Linked DNA regions of Homo sapiens: region 2 is linked to region 1. The links are chromatin loops, found by intact Hi-C in ENCODE. Cell type or tissue: GM12878. All regions are shown on one strand.

Region 1 (2,500 bases):
TTGGGAAATGGGCGGGGCCTGGGAGAATGACAGGGAGGTGTGAGGGACTGAGGAGTGGGCAGGGTCTGGGAGGCTGATAACAGGGGAAGTGGGCGGGGCCTGGAGATAATATTGGGAGGAACTGTGGCGTGGGAAGGGCCTGGAGCGGACAGCAGGGGAAGTGGGCGGGGCCTGGGGAGAATGACAGGGAAGTGGGAGGGACTAAGGAGTTAGCAAGGGCTGGGAGACAAATAACTATGAAGTGGGCGGAGTCTAGGGAGAATGACCGTGGGGTAGGGGAACTGAGGAGTGGGCTGGGCCTGGGAGTCTGCTGGGGAAGCGGACGGTCCTCGAGAGAATGACAGGAAAGTGGGAAGGACTGAGGAGTGGGCAGAGCCTGAGAGGCAAACGGATGGGTACGAGGGCGGGGCCTGGGGAGAAGCTAGGGAGGTGGGAGGCGGATGACAGCGGAATGGGGCTTCGGTAGACTGACAGGATCAGTCGTGGAAGGGGCGGGCCCATCTTTCTCTTGAACCCGCGAGCCAAAGCCACGTTGGTGCTGGTGATCATCCAGGCTGAGCGCTGGGCATTCCCAGTCTCGGGCGATTTCTTGGCGTTACTTCCAGGCTGAGAGCCATGACTAGGCGAGCTTCGGCCGTGGGACCGAAGACCTCCCACCCTCAGCACTCTAACCTCCCCGACCCTGCCCTCGCTGTGCCTCGTTGGGAATCCGCCTCCGGGGTCTTCCGCGGTCCAGGAGCCGCACCTGCCGGGTGGAGACGCGGGGCTGGCTGGGGTGCGGGAGTAGGAGGTCTTCGGTCCAACCGCCTCCAACCCATTCCTGCTTCCGACGTTCTGTTCCCGCGCTTAATGCCCTGCCCGATCCAGTTCCGGCCTCCCATCTCCCCTTCCCGCGTCTCCACGCTCTTTCCTTCCCCGGTTCTGCCGTGAATGCTCCCAAGTCCTAGAGCACCGGAACTCCCCGCGCGCCTTGGCTCCTGGGCCCCAGCTCCGTGCAGTCCTGGACTGGGGCTCCAGGTCCACCAGGGGGCGCCCGCTGCCCAAGCTGGGTATCGCTGCGGAGAAAAGGGGCCCAGAGTGATTGTTCCTCAGGGGAGGGAGGGGGAGGTCCCCAGAGGGAAGGGCCTGAGTTTCCTCTTGGGGGATGGATCCTAGGTGGTCTGAGGGGTGAGTCCTGGGTTCCCTGGCGGGAGTGGATCTTGGGTGGTCCTCTGTGGGTACAGGGTGGAACTTGGGTGTTCTGAGGGGTAGTCCCTGGGGACTCCTCTGGGAGCGGGGCAGACCTTGGATGGTCGTAGGATTGGACCTGGACCTCTGTGTGTGTGATTGTGCATGCCCATAACGTGTGTTCTTGCGTTATGTCTATGACTAGCCATGGTGCCTGCCATGTATGTGTATCTACGATTGTGTCTTTGGGTGTCTGTCTCAGTGTGTAACCGTGTACGTGTGTGTTGTGTACCTCCATGTCTGTTTTGGTATGTGTGTGATGGTGTGTCTGTGTTGGTGTGTTCTAGTCTCGGTGTGTTTGGTTATATGCCCTGAATATATGTCTCTTGTGTCCTTGTGTGTGTCTGTTGCTAGCTTTTTTTTTTTTTTTGAGGCAGAATCTTACTCTGTCATCCAGGCTGGAGTACAGCGGCGCCATCTTGGCTCACTGCAACCTCTGCCTCCCGGGTTCAAGCGAGTCTCCCATCTCAGCCTCCTTAGTAGCTGGGACTACAGGCACTCACCACCACGCCCGGCTATTTTTTTTTTTTTTTTTTTTTTGTATTTTTGGTAGAGACAGGGTTTCACCATGTTGGCCAGGTTGGTCTCGGACTCCTGACCTCAAGTGATCTGACTGCCTTGGCATCCCAAGGTGCTGGGATTACAGGCGTGAGACACTGCACCCGGTCTGTGGCTAGCTTTGATGGTTGTTGTGTATCTATGATTGTGTGTCCAGGTGTGTGTGTGTGTGTGTGATTGTGTGTATGTCTGCATGGTGTGTCTGTATGTCTGTCTTGTTTTGTGTGATTGTATATGTCCAGAATGGGTGTGCCCTTTGTGTTCTGGTGTCTGTGTGTGTCTACTTGTGTCCCTCCCCCAGGGGAGTTGGAAAGTCCTTTCCAGGTAGTTACCCTGCTGGGATTCCCTTTCCAAAGCGGGTTGACTTCCCAGCACCGTGAGCTGCCTCTTCATGCTCTTGGAAGGGGTCGCTGGGTCTGCCCCAAGTCTGCCTGGGTCTTCCCCAACCCTGACTCCTCCTTCCACTGCCCTCAACAGGGAAACACCATTTCCTGCCTTTGATGTCACTAGGTACAAAAAGTTTCCTTCCTCCAAGTGGCTCTGGCCACTGGTTTCTTTCTGCGTGTGTGAAAGCTGGCCACGATTCTGTGCTTAATGTTAAAACAAAAAGAATAAAACAAAGCAAACAAAACGAACCCATGGAAAATGCAAGCATGCAAAATCATACACCATGAAACATCCACATCTTCTCACCCCAATACCCTCAATTTTTGCA
Region 2 (2,500 bases), 84 kb after region 1:
CCCCTTAGAGCTAGTACTAACCAATCCCCTTGATCCTCGCTGGAAAAAAGAGGAACGTGTAACCCTAAAAAATTGATAAGAGCTAGACTGGATCTTCAAGTAAATATCGTGGTTTGAGAAAAAGTGTATAAATGCTCTCCCGAGCCAGTATTTCAAACCTTCTATGATAAACTAAAAGTGCCAGTACCAGAAATTCCATGAAAAACAAGAAATTTGTTTTTGCAATTAGCCGAGCATGTGACCCAGTCTCTCAATGTCACTTCATGTTATATATGTGGAAGAACTGTCACAGGAGATCAATGGCCATAGGAAGCACGAGAATTAGTACCTACAGACCCAGTTCCTGATGAATTCCCAGCTCAAAAGAATCACCCTGATAATTTCTAGGTCCTAAAAGCCTCAATTATTGGACAATATCGCATAGCTAGAGAAAGAAAAGAATTCACTCACCCCGTAGGACGATTTAGTTGTCTGAGACAGAAACTGTATAATGGTACCACAAAAACAGTCACTTGGTAGAGTTCAAATCACACAGAGAGAAATCCACTTAGTAAAAAATTCCCAAAGTTGCAAACCGTGTAGACATAGCCGGAGTCCCACCGGGACTAGACAGCCCCGACTAGATTATGCTACGTATGTAGGCATAGAGCTTATGCCAAATTGCCTAACCAGTAGGCAGGCAGTTGTGTTATTAGCACTATTAAACTATCTTTCTTCCTACTGCCCATAAAAACAGGTGAACTCCTGGGCTTCCCTGTCTATGCTTCCCTCGAAAAGAGAAGCATAGCTATAAGAAATTGAAAAAATGATAAATGGCCCCCGAGAGAATCATACAATATTATAGTCCTGCTACTTAGGCACAAGATGGCTCGTGAAGATACTGGACTCCCATTTACGTGATCAACCAAATCATATGGTTACAAGCTGTCTTAAAAATAATCACCAATAAAACCGGCACAGCCTTGACCATTCTGGCCCAGCAAGAAACTCAGATGAGAAATGCTATCTCTCAAAATAGATTAGCTCTCGACTACTTGCTAGCAGCTGAAGGAGAAGTCTGTAGGAAATTTAACCTTACTAATTGCTGCCTACACATAGATAATCAAGGGCAAGTAGTTGAAGACACAGTTAGAGCTATGACAAAACTGGCACATGTGCCCGTGCAAGTGTGGCATAAATTTGATCCTGAGGCCATGTTTAGAAAATAGTTCCCAGCGCTAGGAAGATTTAAAACTCTTACAGTAAGAGTTATAATAGTAATAAGAACCTACTTACTGCTTGCTTGTTTGCTACCTGTACTTCTTCAAATGATAAAAAGCGTCATCGCTAACTTAGTTCACCGAAATGCTTCAGCACAAGTGTACTATATGAATCATTATTGATCTGTCTTGCAAGAAGACACGGGTAGTAAAAATGAAAGTGAGAACTCCAGTATTGAGCGAGAGTCTCAAAAGGGGGGGATAAGGGAGGAGACCACCCCTCATATTGTCTTATGCCCAATATCTGCCTCCAAAGAAAGAAAAAGTAAAAACGAAAAGGCAGAAATGAAATCCACAAGCAGACAGCCCGGCGCCACACCCTGCAGCCCCCAGTCACGTAGGCCCTGCTTGCTCAATCAATCATGACCGTCTCACGCTCACACCCTTAGAGGTGTGAGCCCTTAAAAAGGACAGCAATTGCATCCTCGAGGAGCTCAGCTCTTGAGACAGGAGTCTTGCCGATGCCCCCGGCCAAATAAACCCCTTCCTTCTTTAACTCGGTGTCTGAGGAGTTTTGTCTGCAGCTCGTCCTGCTACACTATCTCTCTAAAAATACAAAATTAGCTGGGCGTGGTGGCACATGCCTGTAATCCCAGCTATTCGGGAGGCTGAGGCAAGAGAATCGCATGAACCTGGGAGGTGGAGGTTGTGGTGAGCCAAGATTGCACCATTGCAATCCAGTCTGGGCAACAAGAGCGAAACTCCGTCTCAAAAAAAAAAAAAAAAAAAAAAAAGAGAGAGAGAAGGAATTACTTAGGCAGAGAGCAAGGGCATGGGAGTCCTCGGTAAGGCTTTTCTTTTTAATGAAAAGCAGCCCCAAATCATTTTCTAACAAACAGCAGCCTGCAAGCTGGGAGCTTGCCTGGATGAATGCCAGCGGGAACTAAGGACTAGATATATTGAAGATGGCGGCTCTATCTTCCCTTCTCTGCCAGCCACGTGTGCTGTAAAGGAGCAGACAAGATGGCACAGATCAACTAGAAAGCCTATTTGCTTAAGAAGGGTAGGCTGGGGCAGCGGGGTGCTGTGGCTCACGCCTGTAATCCCTGCACTTTGGAGGCCGAGGCGGGTGGATCACCTGAGGTCAGGAGTTCGAGACCAGCCTGGCCAATGATGAAATCCAAATAATAGCTGGGCGTTTTAGTGAGCACCTGTAATCCCAGCTACTCGGGAGGCTGAGGCAGGAGAATCGCTCGAACCCGGGAGGTGGAGGTTGCAGTGAGCCAAGGTCACACCACTGC

The links. A loop is a pair of places that touch in the nucleus more often than their neighbours do. Peaks named below come from ENCODE experiments on the same cell type or tissue, not always from the same donor. Only the 100,000 strongest peaks of a DNase experiment are listed, where the experiment ranks them.
Region 2: a loop joins it to region 1, with 6 times the contacts of the local background. A loop is called at or near these places in 10 of 110 quality-filtered maps.

The regions. Positions count from the first base shown.
Region 1 is chr19:6,516,028-6,518,527 of GRCh38, forward strand. No RefSeq gene overlaps it. Among named protein-coding and RNA genes, the nearest start is that of TNFSF9, 14 kb to the right of the region's middle. RefSeq lists enhancers at 105-645, 1,987-2,036, 2,087-2,216 and a silencer at 507-676. In GM12878, a CTCF peak has its summit at 1,026 (motif pointing right); DNase peaks (open chromatin) are centred at 234, 1,084, 1,503 and 2,344; H3K4me3 peaks cover 2,500 bases; H3K27ac peaks cover 2,310 bases.
Region 2 is chr19:6,600,206-6,602,705 of GRCh38, forward strand. No RefSeq gene overlaps it. Among named protein-coding and RNA genes, the nearest start is that of CD70, 10 kb to the left of the region's middle. RefSeq lists an enhancer at 1,450-1,669. In GM12878, no CTCF peak of the experiment used is centred here; DNase peaks (open chromatin) are centred at 1,386 and 1,616; H3K4me3 peaks cover 2,421 bases; H3K27ac peaks cover 2,500 bases.